Linked DNA regions of Homo sapiens: all the other regions are linked to region 1. Evidence: read pairs that join two places in POLR2A ChIA-PET (ENCODE). Cell type or tissue: Panc1. All regions are shown on one strand. Region 1 overlaps STAG1 (STAG1 cohesin complex component). Region 2 overlaps STAG1 (STAG1 cohesin complex component). Region 3 overlaps STAG1 (STAG1 cohesin complex component).

The links. Peaks named below come from ENCODE experiments on the same cell type or tissue, not always from the same donor. Only the 100,000 strongest peaks of a DNase experiment are listed, where the experiment ranks them.
Region 2: POLR2A ChIA-PET joins it to region 1 with 5 read pairs; 4 of 35 experiments call an interaction of 5 or more read pairs at or near these places.
Region 3: POLR2A ChIA-PET joins it to region 1 with 7 read pairs; 2 of 35 experiments call an interaction of 5 or more read pairs at or near these places.

The regions. Positions count from the first base shown.
Region 1 is chr3:136,462,791-136,466,790 of GRCh38, reverse strand. It overlaps STAG1 (STAG1 cohesin complex component), which reads left to right. Exons shown (of 34, transcript NM_005862.3): 13 at 1,803-1,910. Among named protein-coding and RNA genes, the nearest start is that of PCCB, 210 kb to the right of the region's middle. In Panc1, no CTCF peak of the experiment used is centred here; a DNase peak (open chromatin) is centred at 2,054.
Region 2 is chr3:136,615,349-136,619,348 of GRCh38, reverse strand. The region is part of intron 3 of STAG1 (STAG1 cohesin complex component); the gene reads left to right. Among named protein-coding and RNA genes, the nearest start is that of STAG1, 140 kb to the left of the region's middle. In Panc1, no CTCF peak of the experiment used is centred here; no DNase peak of the experiment used is centred here.
Region 3 is chr3:136,362,855-136,366,854 of GRCh38, reverse strand. It overlaps STAG1 (STAG1 cohesin complex component), which reads left to right. Exons shown (of 34, transcript NM_005862.3): 26 at 3,388-3,489. Among named protein-coding and RNA genes, the nearest start is that of PCCB, 110 kb to the right of the region's middle. In Panc1, no CTCF peak of the experiment used is centred here; no DNase peak of the experiment used is centred here.

The DNA of each region.
Region 1 (4,000 bases):
GTCTGATGGGCTTCCCTTTGTGGGTAACCCGACCTTTCTCTCTGGCTGCCCTTAACATTTTTTCCTTCATTTCAACTTTGGTGAATCTGACAATTATGTGTCTTGGAGTTGCTCTTCTCGAGGAGTATCTTTGTGGCGTTCTCTGTATTTCCTGAATCTGAACGTTGGCCTGCCTTGCTAGATTGGGGAAGTTCTCCTGGATAATATCCTGCAGAGTGTTTTCCAACTTGTTTCCATTCTTCCTGTCACTTTCAGGTACACCAATCCGACGTAGATTTGGTCTTTTTACGTAGTCCCATATTTCTTGGAGGCTTTGTTCGTTTCTTTTTACTCTTTTTTCTCTTAACTTCTCTTCTCACTTCATTTCATTCATTTGATCTTCAGTCACTGATACCCTTTCTTCCAGTTGATCGAATTGGCTACTGAAGCTTGTGCATTCGTCACGTAGTTCTCCTGCCATGGTTTTCAGCTCCATCAGGTCATTTAAGGACTTCTCTACGCTGGTTATTCTAGTTAGCCATTCATCTAGTCTTTTTTCAAGGTTTTTAGCTTCTTTGCGATGGGCTCCAACTTCCTCCTTTAGCTGAGAGAAGTTTGATCGTCTGTAGCCTTCTTCTGTCAGCTCGTGAAAGTCATTCTCCGTCCAGCTTTGTTCTGTTGCTGGTGAGGAGCTCTGTTTCTTTGGAGGGGGAGAGGCGATCTGATTTTTAGAATTTTCAGCTTTTCTGCTCAGTTTTTCCCCATCTTTGTGGTTTTATCTACCTTTGGTCTTTGATGATGGTGACGTACAGATGGGGTTTTGGTGTGGATGTCCTTTCTGTTTGTTAGTTTTCCCTCTATTTTCTTAGCCTCACAAGTAGCTGGGATGGCAGGCATGCACTGCCATGCTCAGCTGGATTTCTTTTTAAAAATACCATTAGGTCTTATAGGGTTTAATTTTTTCGTAGAGGTTATGCATTAGTTAGTAGGTTAATTCTGAAATGCCTTATGCTGTTTTTGTTAGAATAGTATTTAGTATTTTCTGCTTGGTTATTGCTGAGGAAGAGAACCTTCAATTTTTGTGTTGGTCTAATATGTGGACCCTATTTGAGCTCTTATTCTGAGTCCTAGAATGCATTCTAATACTTTGTTGATTTTGTTGGTTTTAGTATGTATATTATTATATAACCTGCAAACAATTTCAGTTTTGTCTCTTCCTTTTCCCTTTTTTTTTTTTTTTTTTTTTTTTTTTTGAGGCAAGAGTCTTGCTCTGTCCCACAGACTAGAAGGCGGCCAGGCACAGTGACTCACACCTATAATCCCAGCATTTTGGGAGGATGTAGCAGCTGGATTATCTGAGATCAGGAGTTAGAGAACAGTCTGCCTAACATGACGAAACCCCGTTTCTACTAAAAATACAAAAAATTAGCTGAGCGTGGTGTTGGGCACCTGTAATCTCAGCTACTCAGGAGGCTGAGGCAGGAGAATCAGTTGAACCCGGGAGGCAGAGGTTGCAGTGAGCCAAGATCATGGTGTTGTACTCCAGCCTAGTTGACAGAGCAAGACTCTGTCTCAAAAAAAAAAAAAAAGCTGTAGAAGAATTGTGAGCATTTTATTTTCTTCTCGTTGAATCTGTATTTTCTGAATTTTACATTATTGTCTTTTATACTTAAAGGGGAAACATTACTTTCAAAGTAAGATAAAAGATGAGACAACAATTATTAAGTCTTGAGCTTTATAATGAACTTTAGCAAGTTTAAATAAAAGTAGAAAGGAAAATAAACATTTGCTTTAGATCAGATGTTACTTTCTGTATTTTTCAGTGGAAGTGAAGAAGCTCTTTCCAATGAAGACTGTGAAAATGTTTACCACTTGGTGTACTCGGCACATCGCCCTGTTGCTGTGGCAGCTGGAGAGTTCCTTCACAAAAAGTGAGCTAATTATCTTTGAAAACCGGTTCTACTTTTCTATGTTGTTTTCTTGTTGTTTTAGAGTTTGTAGAAGAGAGTAATAGTGACTGAACACAGTGCTGAAAATGTCCATCTGATACTCCAGGGGCTATAACAGCCTCACAGCCTATGTATACATGGTGAATCACAGCCTTGAGGATGCTGTACCTTGTGACATACTCCTTTTTTCTGAAATCTGAGAGGATGATTCTCAGCTAGATGTGAGTGGAGATTGGAGGAATGCATGAAATTTATAAAAGCTAACGTAATTGATAATTCATCACACTAGTTTTTTCTTTAAAATTCTGAGGTCTGATCTTACTTTCTTAACATTTGTAATCTAAATTTGAAGCAGTATCACCTTTAAAATGCCTTCCAAATTTTCATTTTTTTTCATTCTTTCCATTATGATGATTTTTTTGTTTTTTTGTTTTTTTTTGAGACGGAGTTTCGCTCTTGTTGCCCAGACTACAGTACAATGGTGCAGTCTCGACTCACCACAACTTCTGCCTCCCAGGTTCAAGCGATTATCCTACCTCAGCTTCCCAAGTAGCTGGGATTACAGGCATGCGCCACCCTGCCCGGCTAATTTTGTGTTTTTATTAGAGACAGGGTTTCTCCATGTTGGTCAGGCCGGTGTCGAACTCCCGACCTCAGGTAATCCGCCCGCCTCAGCCTCCCAAACTGCTGGGATTACAGGCATGAGCCACCACACCTGGCCATGATCAGGATTATTTTAATCAGTAATTCATAGTAATTCTGAAAGTTTTATATATATATAGTTGCAGTTTAATTTTTTTTAAACCTTATTTTTTTGTAAAGCATAACGTTAATGAGAGTGTATGCATGTAAACATTTAGGATGTACATGTTTTAGCGTGATTTACTGTATATGTTCTATAATTGATTAGTAGATTAACTCATTCTTTAAATCATTTTAAAATATATATTATATGTAAGTATATATGTATATATAAGTATATATGTATGTATGTATATATAAATATATATTTATATATGTATGTATATATGTATATATGAATATATGTGTATATATGTATGTATATGTATATGTGTGTGTGTGTGTGTGTGTATACACACACACACACACACACACACACACACACATATACACATTTTTTTTTTTTTAGAGAGATGGGGTCTTGCTGTCTTGCCCAGGCTGGTCTTGAACTCCTGGCCTGAAGTGATCCTCCCACCTCAGCCTCCCATAGTGTTGGGATTACAGGCATGAGCCACTGTACCCAGTTGATTAATTCATATTTAAAATATAAACATATTCTTGGTTATAGGTGTGTATCTTTTTGCTTTGTTTTGTGTTTTGGATTTTTGTTCATGGATTTAAATTACTAGCTTTGAATAATATTCACAAGTGATTTTAAAAGTTTATTATGTATTCTAACTTCTTCTTATGCTGAAGTACAACTATAAATCATGGACTAGGCAACTGTTGTGCATCATTGACTAACTTTGATAATGAGCAGGCCTGGTCCTCTCTCCAGTATCTGCATTCAGTGCTACAATAACAAATTGTTCTCTACTCACTTGTACCTCTCAAAGTGAGAAAAGTTATTTCTATGTAAGAAATCTCTGTTAAGAAAGAAACCAGCTACTTACTGGGCATGCTGGCAAAGGAAATGAAGAGGAAGAAAGTCAAGGTTTTCAGGCATGACTTAAAATAATATTGCATTTCCTAGTGACTCTGACAGCTCTGGCTAGTAGAATAATGCTGATTTTATATTTATCTTTGGATGTTGTCTGTCACTGATACCAAGAATGTACTGTAGTCTTTCTTTTTTCAGCATTATTTTATTCTAATTAGTCTCTATTCTCTACTTTTCAAAGAACTTCGTGTTTTTAGAAATAATTTGTTGCTTCTGTAGTTTCAGAGAGAAAAATAAACTTATGAGATTGGTTCTCTGTATAATAGAAGCCATAAACTGGTAACTCTTGAGTTAGAAAAAGTCTTAGAATATACTTATTTTATGTCTGTATTATATTTTTCTATGTTTGAAATATTGGCTAAATTTTTTATACTTTTAAAAATTGATAAAT
Region 2 (4,000 bases), 150 kb before region 1:
GTTGTGTGAAGGCAGGAATTTTTATCTAGTGTGTCTTCTGCTATTTACTAGTGTCTGACCTGCAGTAAGTGTTCAGTAAATGTTTAATGAGTGAATGGTGTTTTAATTTTGTTAAATAAGCACTGCCCCACCCCCTGCCCTTTGGTGTTTAAAAAATTTTTCATTTTGAAATAATTTCCAACACAGAAGGATTCTAAGAATTCTATGAAGAATTGTCAGCTGTCCTTCATGCACATTGTCCTAATGTTAGCATTTTACTACATTTGCTTTATCATATTCCCACTCTTTGCTTCTGTCTTCTCCTCTATGTATGTACACACATATACACATGTAAATATGGATTTTTTATGACATATGCAGAGATAAGTATTTTGGTATCTATTAGTTTTGAACTGTTTTGGAGTAAGTTGCAGACATGATGTTACTTTTTTTTTAAATTCAGTATTGTTTTGTAGAATATCTCTTCGCAGCACTTTATTTCTAATAGTTTAGTGTGTATTTCTTTGCAGTCAAGGACATTTTTTCTTACATAACCACAGTACAGTTATGAAAATATGAAAATAATATTGATATAAGAATGATATCTATACATCTCATTTAGATTTTGCCAGTTGTCATAATCTAATCCCTTAAAGAAAAGAAAAACTATTCTTTTCCTGAATCAGGGTCTAGTCCAGGATTTTATGTTGCTTGTAGTTGTCATGTAAATCAGCACCTCTCTAACCTTAACCCCTCTTTAGTCTCTCGTGTTTTATTATGGATTTTTTTCTCTTAGTGAGAACCAGCACTTCTATATTCTCAACATTATTTAACTTTCATATTTGCATAGGCTGAGTAGGAGAGGTAAATAATGTTGTATATAAAGTTTCAGTGCTGCAAAAGAAATAGCACTTGAATATAAAATGTTCTTTTAATTCTCAGCAAGGCAAGGTACTTCTATAGAAGGGTGCGCCCTTACAGATGGAACAATGGTGAGTGCACACTTGGACAAGGGAGGGGAAGGGGTTCTTATCCCTGACGCATGTGGCGCCTGCTGCTGTGTCATTCCCTTATTGGCTAGGGTTAGACCACCCAGGCTAAACTAATTCCGATTGGCTAATTTAAAGAGAGTGACGGGGTGAGTGGTTTGGTGGGAAAAATGGTTATGACAGAGCAGGTGATCGGAATGAGTCAGGGTGGAGCAGGTGATTGGAATGAGTCAGGGTGGAGCAGGTAATTGGAAAAGGTTGCTTTATGAGGAAGTTAAGTTTAAAAGTAGAAGGCAAAGAATTGAACATACTTTTCTTTGAAAAGAAATTTAGAACTCATATCTAACAATAAAAAGATACAGTTTTTATTTTTAAATGTCTATTCATACATAGAAGATGGAGAATGCACAACAAAAGATTAATGAGTACCAGAAGGGTAAGTTAACAGGTCACTTATAAAAATTGGATCTTTAAAATTATTTGGTAGTTTAATGTAGACTGTTGGGAATTTCATAATATTCAAATTCCAAAGTTTTTTTTTCTTTTAAATACCAAAATTTTTATTTGCCCACCCTCTTGGTTTAGCATTATAAATCAAATCAATCTCTTTTTGACCCAGCGTTGTGATAGGAACCACCATGTTACAATGTGGTGGCAGATGTCTGCTAGATTTTTTCTGGCTCCTCTCAACCTCTGACTGTCACTTCTTTTGTCCTTTCTTGGTTGTCCTTTAACAATCTGTTATAACTCCTGTAAAATAGAGAGTAAAAGTACCAACCCTGTTGTTACCAGGTTTTATGAGGACTAAGCTAGGACTAAGTCAATCTTTCAGGAACATTCAGACTCCAGTGGTTCCTCCTTGATCTTCAGTATAGCTCCTTATCTGTAATGGGCTGAAGAACCATTGAACTGATAAACCAGGCACATGGGTATAAGTCCATAGGCCAGGTGAAGGCCTGGATATAAAATATATGGACTTTGTGATGACCACTACCAACATCCAGCCTAAAGAAGGACTGACTTAGCATTTCCAACACCAATGATCTCATGGTTCCCTGTAGATGTCTCCCTTGTACCTCCATTAAGACCAGAGCTTGAGGAAGGGCCTCTCAATTTCCCCTGCTACACTTGGAATAGTATGAGGGACTCAGCAGAGGCTGGAAACTGAATGACCAGGCCCAGGGAGTTAATGTGGGACACTGACAAACCAATTGCAGAGTTGGTGCCATGTTGAGCATTTATGTTAAAAATTCTTAACTATTCTAAACCATGCTGACATGAACTGTTTTGCAAGTAAGTTTTGCTGTATAGCCATTGTTTTTTTTAATCCTAAATTTCTAGAAGTGAAGTTTGTTAGTATATGCTGTTTGTTTTGAAAGCTTTTGACATATATTATTGCCTTTCACACAGCAAAATATATGGGTATATGCTATGTTACTGCTTATAATGGTTAAGTCTTTTCTAATTTTTAAGTGGTGAAGTTTAAATCAGTACTTTCTATATTGTTCATTATTTGTGAATAAAGGTGGTATGATCACAGCTCACCACAGATTCGATTTCCCAGGTTCAAGTGATTCTCCCACCTCAGCCTTTGGAGTGGGACTACAGTCATGCATCACCACACCGGCTAAGTTTTTGTAGAGGCAAGGTTTCGTCATGTTGCCCAGGCTGGTCTCAAACTCCTCGGCTCAAGCAGTCTGCCCAGTAGGACTCCTAAAGTGCTGGATTACAGGCATGAGGCACTGGGCCCAGCCTATTTATAATTTTCTGTACTACTTTTTCTATTTTTATTTTTCTAAGAAACAAAGATCTCTATAAAAAATTTTTTTGGAGCTTAAATGTGCACTCTTTTGTGATCACTTTAGGAAGTATATTAGTTGGACTTCTTTTTAAGCTGTCTTTGTTGTTTTCTTAATTTTTCATTTAGAATTTTCTTCTACTGACTAGACTAGTTTTTAGTTCTGACTTCCTTAATTATGTTAAAGACTACCACAGTTCCAAGAACACAGAATTAAGACCTGAGTCATTGTTACATTTCCTCATCTCCAAGTCTCTTGTCCTGTCTCCTTTATCTATTGAAATTTGAGGTCTGATGACTTTTTTTTTTTTTTTGAGACGGAGTCTTGCTCTGTCGCCCAGGCTGGAGTGCAGTGGCGCGATCTCGGCTCACTGCAAGTTCCGCCTCCCAGGTTCATGCCATTCTCCTGCCTCAGCCTCCCGAGTAGCTGGGACGACAGGTGCCCACCACCATGCCTGGCTACTTTTTTTGTATTTTTAGTAGAGACGGGGTTTCACCGTGTTAACCAGGATGGTCTTGATCTCCTGACCTCGTGATCCACCCGCCTTGGCCTCCCAAAGTGCTGGGATTACAGGTGCGAGCCACTGCGCCCAGCGTCTGATGACTTTTACTTTATAAGCTCACTGTGTCTTCCACATCTGTCCTTTATTTTACATTTCCCAAGTTTGTATCTTTAGGGCTTACTTTATTGGCAGCTGTACTGTTAGCTTCCTACCTTTGGTCTTTGTCTTTTTCTATTTCATCCTTTTTAATAGTGCCGGGTGGGAATATGTTTTTTCTTTTTTTTCATTTTCTTTTTTTTTTTGATTTGGAGTCTTGCTCTATTGCCCAGGCTGGAGTGCAGTGGCACGACCTTGGCTCACTGCAAGCTCCGCCTCCCAGGTTCACACCATTCCCCTGCCTCAGCCTCCCAAGTAGCTGGGACTACAGGTGCCCACCATCACGCCCGGATAATTTTTTGTATTTTTAGTAGAGATGGGGTTTCACCGTGTTAGCCAGGATGGTCTCAATCTCCTGACCTCGTGATCTGCCTGCCTCGGCCTCCCAAAGTGCTGGGATTACAGGCGTGAGCCACCGACCGGCCACGAATATGTTTTTTCTTATTCAAAAAGCAGGCAGTGCCCCCACTCCTTTTTTTTTTTTTTTTTTTTTTTTTTTGGACAAAGTCTTGTTGTCACCCAGGCTGGAGTGCAGTGACACGATCTCAGCTCACAGGCAATGCCATTTTATGAAA
Region 3 (4,000 bases), 100 kb after region 1:
AGCTTTTCACCTATGTAATGTGGATGATTTTATGATAAAGTTTCTCTTATATAAGCTTTTTATCAGTCTGTACTATTATATCAGTTCCATTGAGTAGGAGTTCCAGCATTTATATGAAAGAACATACTTTCTAGCTACTTTCATAAGCTCCATTTTGTTCCTGACTCTCTGAAAAAGCAGGGCTCAGAGACCTTCTTGATGTGGCCTGACAGGCACAGATGGGAGGGAATACTCAGTTTTCCTGTATTTGCCTTGTTCTTGTGTCAGAGAGAATGTTCTCTTTTATTTAGAATATTGTATGTGTCATTTGATCTACTTGTGTCTTCATGTTTGGGTGTAGTCCAATTCCAATTATGGCATAGTAGCTGATTTATCATATTATGCTGAACAACTGCAATGTGTTGAGTAATGTGCTGGTAGCCAGAGGTTTAAGTAAGACATGATTTCTGCACTAAGGAGCTTACAGATTAAGAGTTAACTAACATCTAAACATAATATAATGTAGCATACTGATAATGAATGACTGCCATGTGTTCATGCCATTTATATTTGAGACACTGTTCTAAGACTTTCACATTATCATTGATCTTTCTAATCCCCCTGTGATGTAAGAAATAGTATCATCATTTACATATAAGGAAACTAAGGCTCGAGAGGTAAACCTTTCAAGGTCACACACAACTATTAAAATAACAGAAACTGGGATTTTATTTTAGGCTTGTCTAACTTCAAAGCTTAGCTCTTTTCACTAGACCACAAAGCTTCAGCATGATTATTGTAGTGATAGATGCATAAATTACTAACCTAACACCAAATATAGAGAGAGACTTAAGTGAGAGGAGCAAGAGAAGACTTCCTAAAGCTAATGTGTAAACAGAGTTGCATGGATAAATAGGAGCTTACTAGATGAGCATGGGAAGGAAGACAAGCCCTTGCCAAGACAGCAGCATAAATATGCCTACCTGTTTCAGCTCATTTTTCTCTACTTAATCCAAAAAGAAATCATGAAAGAACTTGTCAAACTAATTATTGATACCCAAATAGACTGTGATATTTGCATGTTGAACCTTTCTAAAAGAAAATGTCATGATCTGTTAGCAAACTTCTGCTTGCTTCCAGTGACCATTTACTTTCCAAATATTCGCAGGCATTACATTTAATTTAATAATGTATTCTGTAATCTTAGGCTCAGCATCAAGCTCACCGATGGTATTGTTCAGAAAAGTTATTCCTCATCCTGATTTTCCATCAGTCACCTGGAACTTTATTCCAAATTACATGTTCCTGGGTCCCACTCAACCTAAATGAAAAATATTTAGGGTGGATCCCAGGCATTTGTGGAGGAGGGGTTAATTTTCCATATAACCTTCTTTCCTTTTGGAAAATCAGAACTATGATTATCTTTCTCTGTCCTCTAGCACCTTTCCTATTCTTCACCATTTCTTAAAGAGCACAAAGTTTCCATAATCTCCACAAATTTTCTTAAGACACGATTCATCTGGCCTAGGAAACTAATTCAATTCGGAACAACTTGATGCTTTCATTATCTCTTCACTAAACCTGGATGTCAGTTCCATTTTATAAGTGTTTATCCTACCCTTTTTATATAGTTTTCTCTTTAGCAGGAAATAAAGGGCATGAAATATGTTGAATTCTGGTTTTTCCTGGTAATCCTTTAACAATACTTCATTGGTTCCAAAAAGTGAGTCTTATTCAGAACTTTTATCATCCTTAGCATTTCAGGGACACTTCTATTCACTATAGGCTCTAACCTTTTTGTGAGTATTATAATAGCTATTTGCTCTTCTGATATATGGCTATGTGGCTTTTCCTCCAATTTTTGTACATAATTGGTTCAGTCTGAACTTAAAAGAAATCTGCCTGCTCCAGTACTTTAGTGTTTTGATATTTATCTTTTTCTCTTCATTGAGATAATTCTTCTTTGCACTAAAAGGATCCTTTTGAGCTGTTCGCCTTTTAGCATTTCACATCATGGAAACATACCTATCTTTTTGAGATTTTGAAAATCTAATTGCCAAACTATTATTAATCACTTCTTCACATAGGCTGTAGACTTTAGCTTGGAAACAATGTCCAGATTTAATGGTTTTAAATGAAACCTTTTGATTATTTACTCACAGAAAAAATTATTTAAATCTTGTGTCAAGAAACTGAATTATAACTTTTCCCAGTCACTGTCGAAGATGTCTGTGTTTTACTTTTTTATATTTCGATAGTAAAATATAGACATGTTGATGGGGGGGTTACAGGGATGAGATAGTGCACAAAGTATTAAATGAAGAGTTAAGTCTGTTACCCTAATCCCCCCTTCCCCCTATTTAGGCCCACCCCCCAGAAGTAAGCAGTTTTAACTGTTTTGGTTTTAGTTCTTCAGGAGGCTTCTACCAAAATTCTATTTCTTGATCTGTCACCTTTTAGATGTTGTCTGTTCAATCATGTTATAAAGAATGGGGCCAGGCACAGTGGCTCACGCCTGTAATCCCAGCACTTTTGGAGGCTGAGGCTGGTGGATCACTTGAGGTCAGGAGTTCAAGACCAGCCTGGCCAACATGGTGAAACCCTGTCTCTACTGAAAATATAAAAATTACCCGATCATGGTGGCACACACCTGTTGTCCCATCTACTTGGGAGGCTGAGGTGGGAGAATTGCTTGAACCCAGGAGGCAGAGGTTGTAGTGAGCCGAGATCATGCCATTGCACTCCAGCCTGGGCAACAGAGTGAGACTTCATCTCAAAAACAAATAAAAGCAAAAACAAAAAACAAGAATGGAGAAGGCCAGGTGCAGTGGCTCACGCCTGTAATCCCAGCATTTTGGGAGGCTGAGGTGGGTAGCTCACTTGAGGTCAGGAGTTCAAGACCAGCCTGGGCAACATGGCAAAAACCCCATCTCTACAAAATATTTTTTAAAAAAATTAGCCAGGCGTGGTGGCACATGCCTGTAGTCCCAGCTATTTAGGAGGCTGAGGTGGGAGGATCACCAGAGCCCAGAGTTGAAGGCTGCAGTGAGCTACGATCACACCACTGCACTCCAGCTTGAGTGAGACCCTGTATCAAACAAGAAAAAACAAGAATGGGGAATTTTTCTCACCACCTCTCTTCCTGGAATTCCCAGCTTTTTTGGTTTTACTAGTATTAGTTCATAATCTTAAACATCAAATGTGCATTCCTGTAACTTTAGTTATTTAACTCCTGTTATGTTTAAGATGAAGAAATAAAACACTTTTTTATTTACCTTTCCTTTCTTTTACCAACCAACCTGTTCTTTTTTTTTTTTTTTCATTTTCAAAGGAGGTGACACCAACCTATTCTTTATCTCATGAAATGTCAGTAATTTTAAAGCCATGTTTTCTTTCTTTCCCTCACAGTATTACAATGACTATGGTGATATTATTAAGGAAACACTGAGTAAAACCAGGCAGATTGATAAAATTCAGTGTGCCAAGACTCTCATTCTCAGTTTGCAACAGGTAAGAAATTTGGAGAGAGGGAGACAAAGAATGGAAATAACATTATTGCACTTCTCTGTGCTTAATATTTGCTAGGTATCTCATCTCATTTAAACTAGGTCATTTTATATCATTTTGTCAGTGCATTACTGTGGATATTTTCTGGTACAAAGACATAGGTTAGGTGTCTTTTCTTTTGGAAGAAAATCCTAGAGTTCATATTTCAAATAGATGCAATCCTAAGGTGATTTATTCTTGGACTAGATGAAATGTCAAACTGGAAATTTAAAAAGTAGTAATTTAAGAAGAAAAATATAAAAAGTATTTCATGAGGAAGGGCACCAGGAGATAAGAAAATGTTTTTCATGTTGCGTAAATAAGATTTCTAATAAATGCTTAGTAATTTAAAATGATTTCAGGGGGCCTAGTGGATATATATATGTGATATGTGCATATATAAAAATACATAATATATATATGTTTGTATTTAGTTTATGATAAAAGTCTTATATCAGTGGCAAAAGGATTGGGA